2 separate regions of the Homo sapiens genome follow, and region 2 is linked to region 1. A link is an interaction called in ENCODE POLR2A ChIA-PET data of the cell type or tissue named here. Cell type or tissue: MCF 10A. All regions are shown on one strand. Each heading gives the region's core, and the rest is flanking DNA. Links, peaks and the distances in the headings are about the cores only. Region 1 overlaps SOX6 (SRY-box transcription factor 6). Region 2 overlaps SOX6 (SRY-box transcription factor 6).

Region 1 (11,288 bases), core at 1,708-9,707:
CTAAATTTACATGACTGCCTCATTATACTGGTTCCCTTTCCTTAACATTCTTTTTGACTTACTTAAGGACCAATGATAACATAGCTGAAGAAAGCAAATGGCAACTGGTCCTGAAATTTATACGGGTGAGAGAACTGGAATAAGCAGCAGTATAATACATTGTTTACTGTAGCAAGTGCTCTCTGTTCTCTAAAGGTCAAAAGCATTGTAACCTTAGAGTTACAGTTTCTGATTGTTCCCAGGGTTTAATAAATTATCAAAATTAATGGTTCAAACCCCTCAACCTTCAGATATATGAGTATTCATGCCTGCATCTGCTGAACTGTTCAACTAAAAATAGCACTCTTTGGCCTTCTTTCTCCTAATATTGTGCCCCTGAGGCAGAGAAAACCATGCCTTAGATCAGCACAGTAGTATTTTAAAAAATGGTCTTTACGGAATCTTCCTTATTTTAAAGAAAGAAAGTAATGGCATATGCTAATATAAGGAGAGTCTTTCAATTTTAAATAACTTTTCTCTACTTGATAAAATTTCAGGGTATACTTAATATATACCAAATGTTGTTAAGATTTACCCAGGCTCATTAATATTAGAAATGACAACCTTTGAAGGACAAATTAACTGTAACATGAAGTAGAGAACACCATTTCTGAGTAATGCATGCAGTGGGGTGGGGGAGTATATGTGTTATAAGCTTTCCCTCCTAAGAATCTCTGTTTAGAAATAAAACCAGTTAATATCATTGTAATGCTTTCTAAGTAGCAATAGTTTATCATGATCATGTTTCTTGACATAACTGTGACATTTTAGCTTATCAAAGGAGGGGAGAAGACCCTAGCTAGAAAAGAAAGCAGATTTAAATAACAATAAACCAAGATATTATTAAAATATCCCTCTACCCTCGCTCAAGATTTAAAACGTTACTATCTAGCACCTTAGATATGGGTGTCTACTATGCTATTCACAGATGTCCCAATAAACATGCTATACTCATACTAGGAAAGTTTGGGAAACCCATCTTTTAAACAAGGTCGATCTTTTCTAACCAGAGTCCACATGAGCAAACAGATCAAAGGTTTCCTGACATGCAGGAAAAAGGTGCAAAAATAGGAGGTAATAGAACAGAGCAAGAGTAAATAAAAACTGAGGAAACTATCAAAGCATCCAGATTTAAACTGCAAAGCTATGAAGGCTCTTGCATTAATGGTTTACCTGTTTAGCCTAATTAAAGTGACAGACACGTGACATATGCTGTGCTTCTAGATCAGCATCACTACAGCACTACAGAGCTCTGACACTCATATGCATGACATCATGGTTTCCAGAAACCCAACAGAAGCCAGATTTGACACATCAGGGATCAGTGATGGTGTGGGGGTTGGGAGTGGGGGGTGGGAGAGAAGCCGATCTGAGTGAAAAATTAGGCAAAAGAAGAGACTGGGTAGAAACCTGGCTAAGGGAAGATTGATGGGATAGAACACAACACTTCAACAGAAAATCCAAAAGAAAAGTCCAACAGGAAAGTCCAACAGGAGAGAAAGAAAAGTCCCACCAGGAGAGGAAACAGAAAAGTCCAGCAGGAGAGGAAGTCTTGAGTTTGAGCCAAGGCTACCTAATTTCTCATTCTTCCAGGCATTTAAAAGCTCTCAAGCTGACTGTCCTGAGTAGATAAGCTTGCTAGTTGTCATCACACATATAAACTTGTTCCTAATGTCCAGTCATTTCTTTCTAGCTCTCCTAGGCATAGATTTTCAGAATGCCCAGAAATGTGGTACTCACTCTACAGCCAAAAGAAAGCCTTAGAAATTTCTTCTGTCTGTATAGAAGGCAGGAGATATTCTGAAAGTATGTGTCTAATCATGTCTGAGTGGAAACCCCCTCTCTACCTCTTATGTCAAAGCAAAAGAAAAGAGGGAGGCAGTTAACAAGCTCTGGAATTCTACCTTAGGCTACTTCCAAGGGGGTCTTTGGTCTTGTCTCTTCCTTTTCTTAGGAGTGATCATTCCCTATCATTTTCCAAAAAGGTAGATTCACAAGCAGCAGAAAAGGTAACGTCAAAGGGACCTTTCATTGACTACATAGTGTTTGAGCTATACAGACCAGCAGAGCCATCAGAAGTTAAATGTACATCTTGCTAGATGCAATTATTTTCATTTTTGGGTTGAGTTTCCCATCCTAGGTTGGACTATAAAATCTGCTATTATATCTAACCCAGAGAATTAAAGTGTGTTTCAGTTTGAGGTAAACTGTATCCACTTTTTAAAAAATTCAACAGATAGCTGGAAATTCTCCAATATGAGAGTCCCAGTGAGGGACCCCGGTGAGGCAGAAAAGGAATTAAGCATGAAATTGGAGAGAGAAGGACTGGGTTCTTATAGAAGAAAAGGTCTTGGTTTTCATAAGCCATCTTCTCTCAGTGGTAAGAATATCCCAACAAAACAACAAAGGACTCTACTGGAAGGTGAAATATGAAAAGAATACTACAGAAGTTTGTCTTGGAAAAAGCAATCATCCAGGCCCAGGCACCCACCCCTACTTCATTCTGAGAAAACTGAGTACGTAGAATTAGAAATCCTGGGCAATAACCTTGACTCAACGAATATTTTATAGCCTTGGTTAAATAACTTAACCTCTCCAAACCTCAGCTGTTTTATCTATACAAGCAGAATTATATTTGATCAAATTTACAGGGTTATTCTATGGTCAAATAATTTTTTAATGTTTAAGTATTTTTTAAAAAATACTATACAACACTATGCATAAGAAAATATAAAAGAGTGAGGGAAGAAACATGGTTTTGAAGACACTTATAATGTAAAGCTTTTGTGTGAATATATATGGCAAAGAACAACCTTAATTCAGGGGCATTGCTTTGGGATTTGCTTTTTTCTCTGAAAGAAAAGGGGCAAAAGAAGAGCCTCCTTAGGAATGAGAAAAAGGGAAAGATTAAGTTCAGTGTTTAGGTTGAGTGTTTGCCACTTTAAAAAAAAAAAAAAAAAGCCTAGAGTATGACTGAACAATCCAGTCCCCAACCCAATGAAGCATCAATGGAAGCATTCATACCTCAATCTGTTTGTGGTTGTAAGAGTGGCCACCACCATGTTCAAAGGTGTCCAAATTCCTGCCAAAACGGTCACTTAGGCCCTTTAGCCTTTGGTTAATTTGTGGGTGGGAGACATGACCCTTCTGTTTAGTAGCATATTCAGAAAAAAAAAAAAAGACAAAACATACTGTCAGAACTCATGAAACAGAATACATATTTCTAAATCCAGGGTATTGACCACATCAAAAAATAGAAAGTAGAAAGTTTAAGACTCAGTTTCTTTCTTTTACAGAAATTTGGTTACAGTATCAAACAGTGGCACTGATTTCTTGTTTCTGCCTCTGACTCAAGAAGATACTCAATAGCACAGCTATAGGAAGAGAAGAAATATATTAGGTTTATAATAGTGAGGGTTCTTTTTAGACTTGCACCAACTATAGTAGGTTTCAGTGTTAGTAGCGTGAAAGGTGAAGGTTTGCAAGAGAGGTGAGGTTGCTGCTCTTCTTAGGCGAAATTTCTAGCTCTGCTAGGCAGCCCATAATGGGTTACATCTTTATAACTTCCTGGATCATGACTCATGACAAAATTTCTCAAAGTATTGCAGAAATTCTTTATTTGCAGATCCAGTTGGAAACATTCAAAATGATGTTTTTTCATGGGACAATAGTTGTATACTTTTTATGTTCAAGTCACATAGAGACTAGCAACACAAAAATAAAAATGCTTCACCAGATGCTATTCTGTAGATAATTTAAGAAAACTCAAAAATAATTATAGTATATTTTAAGAATAAAAACTATCTTTAATAAAACTTTCTACTATATTGAAGTCAAGTTGTTGATTATCTTATATTCTCTAAATATCCAAATACTGAATGTTTGACTTATTTTAATGATCTCAGCTTTTTGTTTTTATTAATACAAATATACATTCATATTCAAAGTCAACCTCCCATTCAAGTGGTAGTAGTAGAAGGGTATAATGATCAGCTATTCCTATTCCAAACTCACTTTATTGTGAAGAAGATAAGGTGTAAATGATTTTTCAATCAGCTTCCAAAACACTTTCCCCCCAAGTTTAGCTTTATAAATAAGAAACACCAATGCAAAATTTATCAGACACCATGCCCTGACTTTTGACCCTAGAAAGGGTGAGGACACATATATTAAGGAGCAATGCATTTACAATTTACAAAATAATTATCATGTAATTTGAAAATAACAACCCCTTATTCTATGAGCTACAAGAAGGAAAAAATATCCAACATCATTTTTGTTTCAATTTTTATATGCAAAAGCTAATCTGGACATAAGTGGAGACACAGATGAAAAACTAACAAGGAAAAAGCTAACATGTATGCAGTAACAACTAGCCATTGAAATTGTAAAACTATTCACTCATCTGATAGAGAATACATAGTATTAAGTCCTAATGTGATCTTTTCCTTTAAAAATATTGAAACTGGCAGTTTTCTCTTCTATTTGCATTACGATAAGCAAATAAGGTGTTAATCCTTCTGGGCTATGCTTAAAAAATTATTTAACATTCAGGCCATTATTTAGCATACAGCTGGTTAGCAGTTTTCCACTAAAGTACTGGCTCATATCCCACATTTTTTTCTTCTGGCACTTACCTGGAGCTGTAAAGGGCTGAGTCCAGAAGCAGCAGCAGCTGCCATTGTTGATGGAATGAACTGTACGGGGTAGTTATCACCTGTCGGAAAGAACAATGCATACAGGTTTAGACAATGCACAGGGAATTGCAGCAGACAAGTACAAACATGGTCCTTGGATTGCCTGAGCTTTACAACATTGCTCTAAGCCCAAACATCTGCAGAAACAAAAGGCTTAGTTGGGCACAGACTTGCAGTGCTGCCTTGGAACTTTTTGTTAACAGATAGCTGGTAGGCAAACTGGCAAAACATGAATGTGATGTTAAAAAAACTTAAATGTGCAATTCAAGCATGTTCACTCCATTGCGAATCTTGTAATACATCATTTTTTAAGAGTAAAAAAATATCTTTAAGCCAGGCTGACACTCAGTACACTGGGAAAGCATTAAGGCTTTTATATTAGAACAACAAAAAGTTTTGGCTTTGTAGGCAAAGAAGAGTATTAGAGTCCAAAAAGGGCTCTGAGCTATTGACTGCTCATAATTCTAAACTTTATTTATTAAACAAGTTTAAAAATTAAAAAATACAACCTCTTCAATATGATAGGGCTGAGAGGACAGCTAATCTTATCTTCCAGCATTCTGTGAAATGTCTGGTATCCCCATAAGTGTAGAAACCATGTTTGTCTGGATTAACCTCTGGTACTGTACTGGTGGATCCTAGTACAGAATCATGCATACTAAGCACTTATCAAACATATTTTAATGATGCTTTGATTAAATAAATGCGCATTTTACATGGAATATCTGTACTAAACACCTGGTAAAGAGTGAGTATGGTTCAGCAGAGATGAATGCTATATCTTAATGTGTTTCTGACTTCAGATCATTCCTAAAAAGGGAGACGGAAGTACCTTCTGTGACCTAAGAACACAGGCTGTGTGCAGTAACCTGAAGAACCAAAACAAAGTAAGGAGAAACATATCATGACAGAGGTAACTGAAATAAAAATTAGTATGTGTGGATAAATTTCACAATATCAGTGATTTAATGGAGTATCACTTTGGCTTCAGCTACTTATTTAAAGTCAGCGTTATGTAATATCTCTAGGCTATATTTTAATAGGCTGTTCCTCCACACATTTTTGACATTTATAATAATCATGTTGTTTTGCATGAACTTTCCACACTGAAAGCTGAATGTAATAATGAATAGACAGCTTAGAAAGAATCTCAGTAATAAAGGCAGTCAACTGGAAAGCAAGAAAACTTTTTTTGGAGTTGGGGTATGGACACGAATACCTGGAGCCTTCCTGGTGACTCTGGTTCCTGGGAACTCATCCTGCTTGCCATATGAAATGCTACTCAGCTGGCCCAATGTAAATGTTAAGTTGCTTTCACTTTTAACAAATTGTTAGCTTCTAATCTACACAGTCTCTTTGCATCATATCCATAATACCTCATCAGACCATTGAGCACAGTGTGTGCTTGTACACAGTCCAGTAACAATTGGCTTCTGATTGCATATGGAGCGCTGCTACAATGCATTCACTAACATTATATTGTGCTGGTCTCCTATGGAGTAATGTTCAAAATATCTGATCTTGTTTTTCTCCTTCCATGAGGTTGATTTTGGTTTGCAGTACTATATGAGCTTTTTAAAAAAGATAACTAGGCCAAATTATTTTTTATAGTAAATGACTGTCACTTTATGCTTAAACAATTCTACTGATCTTCTTGATATTTAAACTAAATTATCTGAAGGAAGAATATCCTAATCTAAGTCAAATAGTATTTCTTTGGTAGATATCAAGTTTTAAAAAAATCACAAAACGATGCTGAATTAATGATGCTTCAAAAATAGGGGAAAAAAATCACCATTCTAACCATCGACATGGACTGCCTCCTGGAACATTTTAGAGCTGTTCTTTCTTTAAATATCATGCATTATTCATACTAACTCTAAACCACAACCCCCCTCCCTGTAAGTTTAATACCAGTTGCTTTATTTGTACTAAAACATTTTTCATGTCAAACATATTTTAAAAAAATCAAACTCTAAAAGAATTCCCTGGGGCACTCCTTTTTTCATAGCTGTCATGCTTCTGTGCTATGAAATAGCTTTTTTTTTTTTTTTTACAGCTTTTGGCTTGCCAGTTAATTTATTACTATCTCTACCACACCCTATAGTACTTTCCAGCTCACCTGCTGGCTACAAACAGCTTTCTTTCCACTGCTGACAGGCATATTTTAAAAACATTTTTAACTTTTATCCTTCTTTGAATCTGTATACCTGAATATAATCTTTAGAAAGCTATTTCTCCATAACATATCATTGTTTCAACATTAAAAGTAAAAATGAATACATTAGAGCAACAGAGTATATAACAGAGAATGATTAGAAGAAAGAGAACAAGGACAAGGCAGGAGGGGTAGAAGATGAGGGAGAAGAAGAGGGAGATTACAAGTAGAAAAGAAAAATTTAAGAGGGAGAGGGATTTAAGGGTATTGTGAAGTTTAGTTTTTTAATAACAAAGTTGCATGTTTCCCTTATGCTGCTCTAATTTTCTGTGTAAGTCAATCAAGAAAAAGTTCTCAGTGCCTGACTTGGCAAGGAATCAGTCAACATGTTGTAGCAATTTTTTTCAAATTTGTCTCTGGATTTGAAATGCTTTCATGAGGACCCATTCTTTTAAAATTTGTACATGGAAGGTGAAGCTTGTTGAAACAGGTTGGCTTTATGCACTACTGTAATCTGGCCCTTGCTACCTCTAGTGTAAGAAGACAACTTTCAAAAACCAATTTGAGAAATAATGTCCATTCTGTAAATCCATTTTCCAGCTTTCTACATATTTCAACTGACAGTTTTTATCATAAGAGTACAAAACAAAGACAAAGTAGGATTTAAAACTTATGGAAAATTTGCTTGACATTAGTTTCACTTGTCAGAATAGGCAGCATTCCTTTGGAATCAAAACAGCAAGAGTCCCTAAATGAGAGAAAATAAATTCTTAAATTTTCATAGAAACTGACATGAAGCAGAAAATTAGTAAAACTTAACGGCAGGAGAAGGGGAGCTTGTACTAAGAACCTACAACCCATTAGATTCAGGCTACCTCCTGCAATAATGCTTTTAATTTGAATAATTCAGATATAAAGTCTACCTTTTAAAAAAAAAAAAAGCCAAAAATCCCATGGGTAAAAGTCTGTCAATTTACTTTCATTCTTCAGAAAGACAAAGGACTGGGATAGTTGCAGTATCCTGAGATAGTAACTTCAGATGTTAACACATTGAAGAAATAATTTAGAAAGTTTGGAAGGAGTAGAGAGAGAAAAAAAATAAAACAGAACTAGAAGACGGGACAAAAGATTCTTCAGTCGCATACCTCATTTCCCAGCCTCCATAACAGAAGAAAAATATGTTACACATCCCTAACTAACTCAAAAATTATTGTGTGCCAGCATCATAAAATGATAATAAGTTGCCAAACAACTATAGAGCCCACCTTTATGAGCTATAGCCATTCTTGTTACAATATGAACATATTTGAATCACAACCACTGATGCAAACTTGAACATACCACTTAGCATGGATCTTGCCTGGATGCACGCATTTGGTACAGCAAAATATTACAATTCCTCTACACTCTGAGGGAATGCCATAAGTCTGAATTTGTCTTTATGCGAAACCACACTGTAGTAAATGTTAGCAGGTAATAGGTGACACAAAAGCTTCAATTTGTCCTGAGGACAAATGAAAAATAAAATTAGCAAGGATTATAATATATATTGTTGAGATCACTATGTTGTTATTTCTCCTGCTAAATTTCTCCCTTTCTATTCGTCAAAGAATAGATCAATGATGAAAAGAGTCTTGACCTCAGAATTTCTTCTAAGATCATCTGCAGTGTTTTTTCTACCTTTAAGAAAGCTAAGAATCAAGGCTCAACCTTACTTTCTTCACTTATTTCACAGCTGCATCCAAACCCTTGACCAATCATCCGAAAATCTGTGGAATTTGTCACAATGGCAATTAAATAAGTGAGTGTGAATGAACTCACATAAATTCATCCCCATTACATAAAATTGATTTAAAAAATCCTCAGTTTCATACTAGGGATGCAGGGATGGCTTAACATATGGAAATCAATACACATGATACACCACATAAACAGAATTAAAAATAAAACTCACATGATCATCTCAATATATGCAGAAAAAGCATTTAACAAAATCCCAACATCCCTTTGTGATTAAAACCCTCAGCAAAATTAGCATAGAAGGGACATACCTTAAAGCAATAAAAGCCATCTACAACAAACCCACAGCGAACATTATAGTGAATGAGAAAGAGTTGAAAGCATTCTCCCTAAAAGCTGGAACAAGACAAGGATACCCACTTTAACCACTTCTATTCAACATAGTACTGGAAGTCCTAGCAAGAGCAATGAGACAACAGACAGAAAATAGGGGCATCCAAATCGGTAAAAAGGAAGTCAAAGTGTCGCTGTTTGCTCATGATATGATTGTATACCTAGAAAGTCCTAAAGACTAATCCAAAAAGCTCCTAGAACTGGTAAATGAATTCAGCAAAGTTTCAGGATACAAAATTAATGTACACAACGTAGTGGCTCTGCTATACACCAACAGTGACCAAGCTGAGAATCAAATCAAGAACTCAACCCCTTTCACAATAGCTGCAATAAAATAAAATACTTAGGAATATACCTAACTAAAGATGTGAAAGACCTCTACAAGAAAACTACAAAACACTGCTGAAAGAAATCATAGATTATATAAACAAATGGAAACACATCCCATGCTCATGGTTGGGTAGGATCAATATTTTAAAAATGACTATACTGCCAAAAGCAATCTACAAATTCAATGTGATTCCCATAAAAATACCACTATAATTCTTCAAGGAACTAGTAAAAAGAATCCTAAAATATATATGAAACCAAAATGAGCCTGCATAGCCAAAGACAGACTAAGCAAAAAGAATAAATCTGGAGGCACCACATTACCTGACTGCAAACTATACTATAAGGCCATAGTCACCAAAACAGCATGGTACTGGTATGAAAATAGGCACATAGACCAATAGAACAGAATAGAGAACCCAGAAATAAAGCCAAATACTTCCAGCCAACTGATCTTCAACAAAGCAGACAAAAACATAAAATGGGGAAAGACACCCTATTCAACAAATGATGCTGGAATAATTGGCAAGCCACACGTAGAATGAATCTGGATCCTCATCTCTCACCTTGTAAAAAACTTCAGCTCAAGATGGATCAAAGACTTAAATCTAAGACCTGAAACCATAAAGATTCTAGAAGATAACATTGGAAAAAACCCTTCTAGACATTGGCTTAGGCAAAGAATTCATCACCAAGAACCCAAAAGCAAATGCAACAAAAGCAAAGATAAATAGATGGGACTTAATTAAACTAAAAAGCTTCTGCACAACAAAAGAAATAATCAGCAGAGTTAACAGACAACCCACAGAGTGGGAGAGAATCTTCGCAATCTATACATCCAACAAAGAACTAATATCCAGAATCTACAAAGAACTCAAATCGCAAGAAAAAAAACAAACAATCCCATTAAAAAGTGGGCAAAGGACATGAATAGACAATTTTCAAAGGAAGATACACAAATGGCCAATGATCATATAAAAAAAAGCTCAACATCACTAATTGTCAGGGAAGTGCAAATCAAAACCACAAGGCAATACCACCTCACTCCTGCAAGAATGGTCATAATAAAAAAAAAATAAATAATGATACTGGCGTGGATGTGGTGAAAAGGGAACACTTTTACACTGTTGGGAATGTAAACTAGTACAAACACTATGAAAAAGAGTATGAAGAGTCCTTAAAGAACTAAAAGTAGACCTACTGTTTGATCCAGCAATCCCACTACTAGGTATCTACCCAGAGGAAAAGAAGTCACTACATGAAAAAGATACTTGCACATGCATGTTTACAGCAGCACAATTTGCAGTTGCAAAAATATGGAAACAGCCCAAATGCTCATCAATCTACGCATGGATAAAGAAAATGTGGTATATATATATATACACCATGGAATACTACTCAGCCATAAAAGGGAATGAAATAATGGCATTCACAGCAACCTGGTTGGAATTGGAGATTATTATTCTAAGTGAAGTAACTCAGAAATGGAAAACCAAGCATCGTATTCTCACTCACATGTGAGAGTTCAGCTATGAGGAATGCAAAGGCATAAGAATGACACATTGAACTTTGGGGATTGGGGGAAAGGTTGGGGGATAGCGAGGTATAAAAGACTACATATTGGGTACAGTGTACACTGCTTGGGTGATGGGTGCACCAAAATCTCAGAAATCACCACTATTGACATTCAAAAAATAAAACAAATAAAAATTAAAAATTAAAAAATAAACTCTCAAAGTTCATGCCTTCATGATAGCTCATCAATGATATAGCCTCCATCTACAGAGGAGAACACAGTTAAGATTATAGACCTTTAAAAAACTAGGTTAGTTTACACAGCTGAACATATTTTCTTCCTGGACCCCAACACCGATTTAAAAATTAGGGTGCTAATCTGAAGAACCTCAGAAATGCTTTGATTCTGAGTAGAT
Region 2 (11,288 bases), core at 452-8,451, 250 kb after region 1:
TTAAAGGGTCTAGAAATCTGAGATTAACAGTTAAATTTACAAATCTGTCACACGCTTTCATGAATATTGCAGTGAAGGAAATATCAAGTGCAAAGAAAAATAATTAAGTTAATTCCAATTTAAACAGTAGTTTTTATGTAGCAGCCCATGTTTCACATAGGATTTAACAGCTAATGCTAAATTTCTCACAATTAATGAGGGGGCTCAGATTTAGTATCCTACAGTGAAAAAAATTAATATAAGATCAGCTAATCTAATTATGCGCAGTTCAAAATAAAAGTATTACAGGCTTTTGAAGTGCTTTGAAACATATTAAAATGCTGATACCAATTTATAATAATCATTCTACAAGTAACAAAAATTGTATCTATTAAATTTGATACTAGAAAATAAAATGGGGGAAAGGGAATGCAAAAGAATGCCTATAATTTCTTTGAGAAGAAATGAATTAAATGTTCTAAAGAGTGCTATATCAATAAATCAGATATATTCTTGATCAATTTATATCAATAATAACAAATGGACAAACATATACACAATTATGAAAAATGGTAGCCAATGGATGCTTCTTAGTATAAGAGAATTGCTGTATGGCTTACTTTACCGGCCCCATAACTACTATTAGTAAAACCAGGCAAATTATAATTGTTCTGCAAGTTTATCAAGAGCTTGCCACAAACAAGGGTGATTTCCTATTTCAGATACTGACAATATCAATAATCATTCACATTAAAAACAAAAGAATGAATGTACTTCTGCTTTTTAAAATAGTTCAATACAATTGAAAGTCATGATCCAAAAATCAGAGTGACTTTACTTCCCTCAACAAACATCCTCTTATTATAAAGTGAATTGGCTCCTTCCAATAGCAATGTCTATGATTGTTGCTTCAGTTTAAATTAATCATGACAAAACTCAAAATGAAAACAGTCTCTTAAGAATAATTTCAACTATAAACTGCACCAGTGAACAATAGTGCACAATCCTAATTAAATACAACTCTGCAGCTGTAAAAATAGACTAAATCTATGAGTTGAGTTTAAAGGATGGTTTGTTAGAATGTTTTCTTAAGGAAGGCTGGGTCCTCAGTCTTAATCAGCCAATAAATTATTTCCTGCAATTACATTAAATAGAAAATTATCTTCAAATGGGGAGTGTTAATTGAAAATCAAAATTCAGAGGGAAGTTTAGAAATTACACGCTGAATACAATTAGTGAGGAAAGGCTTCACCTCTACTTCATCAACAGTCTTCTGGTGATTCCTCCAGTGGCCATTCAGGAATGCTACCTATTTATAACATCTCACAATTTGTCTTTTATTTTGCATCTACAAATACATATGTGTATCAAGGTTGCAAATAAAACACAAGCTGCCAAAAAAAGCAATATTAAATCTGAGTGTTCATTCTCAGTTCACACTATCGTTAGAGGAAAAGGAGACAGGGGAGGTAGGACAACAACGGTTAACAATCAAGAAAAACACACTCAGTTTTGAAATCCCTTTCCTTAGCAAAGGAATTAACATTTTTTGTTCCAAAAATACTTTTCCAAATCATATAATTTCTTGTTTTTACTTTATTATAGTTCTCAAATGCATTGCTAGTGGTGAAAAAGATGGGTTTTGTTTTTAGCAAGGTATTTCCTTGAGCATTTCCTTTTGGTAGAATTGTTGGGGTTTTTTTGTTTACATCTTTTTTTTACATTTGGTCTTGTTGTTGATTTTTGTTTTGGGTGGCAGTTTTGAGTTTTGTTATAAAATGTGCACAAATTGTTTTTAATGCAGTTTATTAAATAAACTTTAGATTTGCTGATTATTAGATCTGATTCACTGATTTTTTGCATAAATACTTTATTAAATAATCCTGATGACATCTCATTCATTTCTTTAGCTTTCCCCTTTAAAACATTTTACTCAACCAACCAAACTGTATTCTAGAAGCTTCAATGGCACTTGACTTTTGGTAATGCCTTTACTATAACCACTGTACCATAGTTACTCTCCTTTAGAAACTCATAAATCAAATATACCCATGTTTCAGTGTTTTAAAATGTCATGTGGAATGCTTACATTTATTTTAATGCTCAGTCAGTAATTTTCCATTGCAAAAATTTTCATCCCCAACATATTAAAACAGCACCTTACTTTAGCTGCTGCCTTATATGACTAATAAGTAAAAGAAAATCAAAATCCTTGTGGAAATGGTCAATTTCGATGTGACTTTACTTTGTTTTATTTTTGCACTATTATAACTTAAAAATCATTCAAATGAATTGTTTTTTTAATTTGTATTAAAAAAAAATCTCCCTAGTTATACCCCCTGAAAACAGGGGTTTATAATGGAAGTGCTGACACAACCCTAACTAAAGCAGCGCAAATGTTGCCGCTATAATACACAAAATCAAGTTCTATTATTCTAAACTATCCTCGCTCATGGGATTTTTCTTTACTGTGCTCCCAGCCAAACTGCTGAAGCATGAAAAATTTAAATGCAATCAAATGCGCCCAATTCTACTTTACTAGAACAAGTGTCTACAGTGGTACAATCTTAAAAGGAGATGCAACAGATTTGTTTGGTGTTTTTTTTAACTGTTTATTTATAATACAGTGCATTGGAGATAAAATAAAAGAGGAAATTACACTCACATGGTACCAGTGTATTGACTACACAGAGTACATTATAATCAGAGAGAAAAACTACATTGTCAACTTATCACATTGGTTAAACAAGATGGTTTTCTGGGGCATAACTATTATCAAGTAAAACCTTCAAAGAGAATTATATATCTTTGGGACACATAAAACTAAATTCCCATCATATGTTCCCTGAGTTTAAAATGTCTCTGCCCAACAATCAAGTGAACTCCCAGGATGCCAGGCCATTGGGAAGAACTTCGGGCTTAGGACTTTTGGAAATGAGATTGCTGGAGATAAAGCCTCCAGTTACTGAGAATGTTCTCTAGGAAGTCAGTACGAACACCTCTAGAAAGGTCATAATTATTTTACTCCAAAACACCAGTACAAAGTCTGAATGTTTGGCCTACTACAAACTTACTCAGACAGTAAATTTATTTTCTGTTCTGCAACAATAAATCAAAATTAGTTGGCCCAAGACTTTATAAAATGATGAGAATGCTGGATATGTGCACATTAAGTCTTCTATCTCAGAATATCATATTTTCTAGAACTTTTCTGATTTGACATTATTCTTTAAAAACAGTTATTTTTATGTGTTTAAAGTCAGGATTATTTTTAAACAACTTCAAACTTTTAAACTTTCTCATAAGGCATAATCACTCAAAATTACATTTTTTTATTATAGCTTGAAAAGTATCCATCTTTCAAAACTGTCATTTGAAGCTTACATAATTATCAAAAAGAGCCACTGAATTCATCATAGCAATATATTTAACTGAATTTTTGAAAATATTTCCATTATTTTTATGATTATTATCAAATGGCATTCACTTTCCAGGTGTGTTACATTTATTCAAAAAAAGTCCTGTTTTTAACATAAAGCAACATTTTAAGAGTTGTTCTACTTATTCAAAAAAATTAAAACTTCAGGCCAACATTCCCATTTATTTTTGCAGCTCAGCCCCAGGCTACCAAGGTAGACTCATTTCATCAGATAATTCACTGTTAATATAATGCTGTACTTGAGCTGATATTGAGAAATAAACAACTAATTTTCCAAAAATATATCACAGTGCCTCTCATCTTAAGGAACATGAGTAACAGATATGTTTAGTTGCCAAAATGCACAATACCCAGGAACCTCTACAAAGGACACCAGTCCACCCAGCCTAGGGCAAAGAATGATTTTAAAACCCTCTTCTTCTATCTCTAATTTCCACATTCAAGGATCTTGGGGAAGGGAGGATGGCATGGTACATCCTAATTCTAGACATTAAAATGAAGACATTCCTTTTAAAACATTCCTCAATTCATTCCAGTAAAGTCGGAAGGTGCTTACTAATTATTTGTATTACTTTATACAACACCACCACCTCCTCTCCCCCAATCCACCTCCAAACTTCCCTCTGCTTCTGCCAGATTTTTCTATTTCTTCCATTAAGTAATTAAGAAAATTCAGGTGAAAAGAAGGTAACTGTTTTCAGAATTACCTTGGAAAGTTATAAACCTATCTTCTAGAGTTTGTAGCAGCACTTTCAGAACAGATATGGTAACACATGAGGACAGTAACTATTAGAAGAAAACTCACTGATTAGAATTAGCTGTCAAATCAATGGAGATGAGGTAAATGAAATACATTTGAAGCCCTTGAAGTGTGTCTAAGAAAGTGCTTAAATTAATGGATTCTGACTTTTCTAAGGGTCCAATTTTTCACAGCAAAGCACCAAAATTGTCTCCAAAGGCCCTCTGAGCTTCTTACAAAACAAGAACTACCTGGAACAGATTCTTCTTAAGTCATCAAAGTTTGTGTTTCTAGAGTTTATATTTAGCTGACAATATTGCTGTCACTTTATGTAGCTTAAGACTGTTCTTTGGACTAGAGCTCATATGTCTTGGAATGCTTTGACTCATGAATTGTTTCTCCTGATAATGTTACATCACGTAACTACCTCTGTCTAATTGGTTAGTATCTGCTGGAAGAGACAGGCAGCCAGCCTAATGACTGGCCTGCTGACTGACTGCCTATGGAAAACCTATAATTATTAAGTGTCCCTGAGTATCTGGTTTCTTCCTGGGATCAAAACAACTTGACTTCATGTAACCTCTATCTATACTTTTTGCTTGATATAAATAATATGGTCTTCTCACAGTTTATCTACCAATAACTTTTTGGAATTTTTGCTTTGGAAAGCCAGGCCCAGATTTTATAAATAAATTCAGTGACTTAACAATAAGAGTAAAACCTAACAATGGCTACTATAAATATACACTAACTTAGAGGATTTTAATCTAGCACAATGACTTTATAGCTCAACGAAAGACCTCTGTGTGGCTGGAGTGAAAGAAAGCTGTCTAAAATAATAGCAGAATGAATTTATTTATGTAAGTTCACTTTGAATTTCCTCTTCATATAAAATGAGAACTACAATTTTTTAAGTGAATAAACAGACATCTCTCTGTCAGCGTGAAACTGGCCCATTAATATGGAAGCCCAAGTACAGGATATCTTATCCAATTATATTAATAAAAATCATAAACCAGAACAATAACTTCTCAGAGACAAAGTGTAGGAAATTGTCACTGTATACTTTTCCATCCTTAACTCGAATTTCCCTCTTCAATATTTCCAGAAAAAAAGAGAAAAATGAATATTGATACTTTAGATTGTTTCAAAATATGAAAATTCACACAAACACTGAACAAATTTATATAAAGAAACTAATCTCTGAGGTCCTCCTTTAGCTAAATAAGGCAATCTACCAAGTCCACTCTTTCATGTGATGAAATAAGGTATAAGTTTCAGGTTCCTATTCAAAGACAGACAAGAAGAAGAGAAAGAAGAGGGAGGGAGGAAGGGAGTGAGAGTAGAAAGGGAGGGGAAGAGGAGGGGAAAAGGGGAGAAGGTAAAAGGGGAGGAGAAAAACAACCATGGCTTTGCAGTTCATTTTCAGTTTGTCTACTTAATGAAAACCTCATTGTACAAGCCTGAAAATCATTTCCAGCAGGCAAAGTACTTCTGATTCAGCAGAGGTTACACAAGCATCAAAGCAGTTAAATATAGGTGCCAAGCTGCATTGCCAGGAGCTCTTAGTACTGTGAGTTAGTGTTACCTGACAGCTTAGTGAATATAAAATTACTTGTTTCTCCAATTGAAGACAATCAAATTGTCACCTTCCATTGTAATAATGCACAACTAGTGATCAGCAAAGTGCAAACATAATTACCATGAAGAAAACAAAATATCAAATCTAAATTTTTCAACAGAGGAAACACATCTATCTTCTTCCCCAAAAAAGGAGTGCATTTTAATCCTGAAGGCTATGATGCAATCTTCATGTTATTTAATAATAAGATTTATTCATCTTAAATTAAATAAAAATGAAAAACAACAAGAAATACTAATTCATAAAAAGTGACTACAAATATTAATAAGAGCACTACAACTTTCCAGACATTTCCAAGCACAAAGACCTACAAATTATATCACTGCCATTTGAACCTATATCATTAAAGGGTATGTCAGCGCATTTTCCATTATAAAAACTTTGTTTTTAGAGATGTCTTTCTAGCCTAGCAACCTTCCTGAAGGTTGAAAAGGACAGGCAGGATTCAACTTCAAAAGCTTTTGTCTTAATTTTTCTTTAACAGAGAGTTACGCTTCGTTTTCGTCTTCTAAAGTAGCTTATATTTTTGATGCTGAAAATTCATCTCATGAAAGTGATTTAATATCTCTACACAAGTTTAGAAAAATAACCAAGCATAGGACACATATCCACAACTGTTTTTCAGACACTCAGCATCTAGAATTCTCATCCAAATTTGGTGACCATATTGGCTCACTACCAAAGTGATCTCAGTAACCTGAAGCTAAATTAATATTAAAGGACTGAAAATTTGACATGGTTCTCCCGCACTCCAAAGATTCCTAAGATACAAATTAAAATGAATATAATTAATATAGATAATGCTCCAAACAAACTGCATTTTAAAAGCTCTCTTAGAAAAGTGATTTTATTTCATAACTAACTCAAGATTTAAGACATTCAAATTTATATCATTCCTTCTAATACAGCAAAAACTCTAATCATTCTCCAAATACTCTAAATATAGGGGCTTTTTCCATCAATAATGTCATTTTTATCAGAAAATATGTCCTACAGCTAGGCCTGCTGAGGTGGCTCATGCCTGTAATCCCAGCACTTTGGGAAGCTAAGGCAGGTGGATCACTTGAGGTCAGGAGTTTGAGACCAGCCTGGCCAACAAGGTGAAACCTGTCTCTACTAAAAATATGAAAATTAGCCACCCATGGCGGTGCGCGCCTGTAATCCCAGCTCTGCAGGAAGTTGAGGCAGGAGAATTGCTTGAACCTGGGAGGTGGAGGTTGCAGTGAGCCAAGAGCGTGCCATTGCACTCTAGCCTGGGTGACAGAGCAAGGCTCTGTCAAAAAAATAAATAAATAAATAAGAAGAGGAAAGAAAACAGAAGAAAGAGAGGGAGGGAGGGAGGAAGGAAGGAAGGAAGGAAGGAAGGAAGGAAGGAAGGAAGAAGGAAGGAAGGAAGGAAGGAAGGAAGGAAGGAAGGAAGGAAGGGAAGGAAGGGAAAGCAAGCAAGAAAGAAAATATTTCCTACAGCTAATGCCTGATATGCCTGACATTCCATTTTTACCATATGCCTGATATGCCATTTTACCAATATTTCCTACAGCTAATGCCTGATATTCCCATTTTAACCATTTCATTTTTGAAATATTTCCTATAGCTAATGCCTGATATGCCTAATATTCCATTCCAATTTTAGAACAGATACTTCTGTTCTAAATAACATCATTTATGATCATTTAACACAAAAATAGACCAGTTTAGCAAAAAAGGGGGAGGCACTGACTACACCAGGGTGACAGTGAAATGAATTGAGGCTCATCAAGAGCATAGGCTCTCCTGAGCTTGAATCTTAGAATACAAATCCAGACATTAGAATAATGCTTTCATCTGGTATCAGTCTCAACTGGTGTTCCTCAGTCTTGCATTGTGTTCCTCTTTCTCCATTCCTCTATTTTATTACGAAGGAGTAGAGGAAAGAATGAGATGAAGACATTGGTTGAACATCGGTGGCTAAATCAGAAGGAAAACAAGGATAGCAAGCGACAGGAGAAAGGGGAAGTCCAGTCTCTAGCTGCACGTTTTATTTTGATTTGAGATAAACTTAACATCATTAAGAGAAGTGTCTGGGTGTAAGAAATAAGACGGTTTTAGAAAAACATCTTTTTCCTTGTTCTTAGAACTTTCAAATAATATAATACAATTTTTTCCAAGAGACACTTCTTATAAGCTCAGCACAATAAAAACCTCCCAGGCAAAGGGGATTGCAATCAGTATTTCCTAAACTTCGATGATGAGTAATTTAATCAATTCCTGAAATTATACTCCTACAGAGTATTTATTACAATATACTAAAATAAAAAGTATCAACGAGAGGAAGAAAAGGAAACTTCTTGTCAGAGAACATCTTTCAGACCCTGGGAGATAAATGCTTACATAGCATAAGCTCATGGTAAATGGGTAAAAGGAGAACTCATTAAAATATTTTGTTTAATTAAAAAACAAGTTAATTCTGTATATTTCATGAGGACAGGGATCATCTGTCTTGTTCATTGCTGGATCCCCAGTGCCCAGCACAGTGCACAACACATCGTAGACAATCAATACTATGGGAATGAGGGAGGAAAAGGCAGAGAGGGAGAGATAGGCAAATAGCTTATTGTTTTAAATTAAAGTGAATAGATAATCACAGAAAATACCACTCCATGTTAATACTGCCAATCTAAACATTATTATTTCTCTATACTGTTTTTATCAAGCATCTCATTAAGTCATAAGATTATTATATCCATATCCCCAACACTAAACTCTCTCATCTCCCAGAAATCCAACAGTCCTCAAATGACTGTTAAGTATTTATACCAAGATATGCTCTGCAATTTCATATTAAACACCTTAAAACTAGATTCATCACTATTTTCCTCAATACCTCCCCTCATTCATCCACACCCAGAAGAGTACCACTGTCAGAATCATCAAGGTTCAAAACATGAACACTCTATCCACCTCCTCATTTTTATCCTTGCTTCTCAATGCCAGCCAGTCATGAAGCTCCATCAGCTATTCTTTAATGTTTCTTATGCTCATCTCTCTTACCATACTTATAATCACCTTAGCACAGGGCTTTTTCACACCTCATACCTAAACTCTTACAACAGACCCTAAACTACTTTCTCTATTTTAGTATCTCCTCCACCAAATCAATCTTAACTGCTACTCCCTTCATCAAGCCACTCTCCTGATCAAAAAACATCAGTGGCTCTCCCCTGATGACAAAATAAAGTCCAAACTCCTGACCCTGGCACTTGAGGCCCTCCATCCAGATACAACCAATCTTTATACATTTATCTTCACCAGTCAAACTTCACTTATTGTTGCCTCCTAGCCTTTGCTCTGCCTGTCTCTCCCTATTTTCCTCACTTTCCTTTCTTAGTGTTAGGAAACCAACTGAGACTATTCCAGTTAACTACGATCTACCCCTCTTCTAAACACCTCTAATAAGATCTGTGAGAAATTACTTTTTATATCACTCATTCAACACTTAATGGATATTACCTCACATAATCTTTTAAAAATGTATAATATCATTATATTTTCTAAGTAACCCCAACCGCATTACAAACTTCTCAAGGGTGAGAACAAAATCCTAGCTTTCTCTGCATTCCCACAATACCTAGAACAATGTTTTGTGAAAAGAAACACTCAGTAAATACTTCCCAATTATTTAAATATTATTGAATTAATAGGCAGAAATAAATTTAGGGTGTTATCTTCAACCAGAAAAAAGTAGCCATGAAAAAGGACTTAAAATAAACTGGTTTCTGGGGGTGTCTCCTCTTTGCACACACTCTGGACAATAAATTCACCTCATATTTTAAAAGTTCTGCATATTCCCTGGCAAAGAAAGCCTCCCAAAATAATCAATTTATGTTGTCAGAAACATAAAAAAAGATGGATAAATGAATGAACCAATGGGCAGATGATGGATGGATGGATGGATGGATGGATGGATGGATGGATGGATGGATGGAAGGATGGATGGATGTTGAAGAGATGGTTGAAAAGATACATAGATAATTTTTACTAGATGCTTAGAAAGTACCAGGCAGGCACTGTGCTAAGCACTGCTACATGTATTATTTCATTTAGTTCTTAGAGCAACTCTAGAAGTTAAATAATGTCATTATCCCTGTTTACTGATAAGAAAGCCAAGGCACAAAACTGTTTATTAAAACAATAAAAATGAAAACTTGCTTAAGGTCATACCTAGTAAATACAGAGGGCAAAATTTCAACTCAGGTTGGTCTAATGCCAGGGCAGATGCTATTAGAATTAAAAGTGTCTGAAATCTAAATTAAATAAATTATTAACTATTTTCAATTATTATCTGAATTATTCTTTACTAATTTATACCATTCCTGTAGAATTTTATTTTGAATATTCTGGTTAGATATTCTAAATACTCATTTAATCAGAGCTTAGTAAAAGGATTTGCTATCTTTTTCTTTTCTGTGTACTTCTACAGTTTGAGATATGTAATTACTAGTTAACAACTTTAAAAAAGAGAGAGAAACATAGAGCAGGTAATTCTCTAACCAATCCTTTTAACTGTCATTCTGGGCAATTTGACAACAAAATTGGTTGAGGAAGTAGTTAAAGCTACTGACACACAAGGCTGAGAGGTTCACTGCAGTTTTTACACAGTAATTTTCTAACAAATATTTGTTGGTTGTTAACTATCCATGCTTTTCCTAGCATGCTATTTCTGGTTAGCCTAGATGATCAACATTTAATTATATTCTTACACAGACAATTATGAAATAAAATAAGAATGTCACTGCCCGTTTATTTCAAGGCCCAGAGAAATATGAGATCCAATTTCTACCTTCCATCTCTGACCAGAGAAACCACACCAGCTATATCAGACAAAACTGGAGCTGCCTCACTACAAAAGTCGGTGTTGAGAACAGCCTTGAGAGAAAACAAGATGAGGAGCTTGAACAATATGTATTTAACACACTACCCGTCTAGAGCTGATTTCAGGGAATGCAGAGTAATTTAGATACCCTCTTAAAATATGACTACTATATAACATTACATATATCCTAACTTCTGAGGAAAAGAAATAGAAAAGCCTCTCATATGAGGACATGAATTCTTATAAATTATAATTGTCTGTGAAAGCTGAAGAAAGGTTTTTACCACCAACCCAAATTTCCACATTTTTTTATACACACCAAACAGTCTGGTTTCACAAATAACTAAAGTGCTGCTATCTTGTATTTCTCCCTCTGTACTTCCACCACCTCCTCCCTTTCTTATAGCTATTTGCTTTAAATTTCTCACTTGCATTTGCTGGAATTATCATAAACAGCTCCAGGAGAACATGAGAATCCAATTGTTTCCATGAATCATTGCACAGAATTGTTTGAGTTATCATTATAAAAGACAAGTATGACTACCTGCTGTCTTGCATACTTAAGGGATTCTTTACCAAGTACATATTTGCACACCTACCAAGGTACAGAATTTCTGGTTTTCCCAAGCTGTGGTGT

What was found. Peaks named below come from ENCODE experiments on the same cell type or tissue, not always from the same donor. Only the 100,000 strongest peaks of a DNase experiment are listed, where the experiment ranks them.
Region 2: POLR2A ChIA-PET joins it to region 1 with 25 read pairs; 2 of 35 experiments call an interaction of 5 or more read pairs at or near these places.

What each region holds. Positions count from the first base shown.
Region 1 is chr11:16,092,933-16,104,220 of GRCh38, forward strand. SOX6 (SRY-box transcription factor 6) reads right to left here. Exons shown (of 16, transcript NM_001367873.1): 8 at 4,677-4,756; 9 at 3,064-3,186. Among named protein-coding and RNA genes, the nearest start is that of MIR6073, 130 kb to the left of the region's middle. RefSeq lists a silencer at 5,997-6,197. In MCF 10A, for the core only: no CTCF peak of the experiment used is centred there; a DNase peak (open chromatin) is centred at 4,799.
Region 2 is chr11:16,342,537-16,353,824 of GRCh38, forward strand. All of the region lies in intron 1 of SOX6 (SRY-box transcription factor 6), which reads right to left. Among named protein-coding and RNA genes, the nearest start is that of SOX6, 8.4 kb to the right of the region's middle. In MCF 10A, for the core only: no CTCF peak of the experiment used is centred there; no DNase peak of the experiment used is centred there.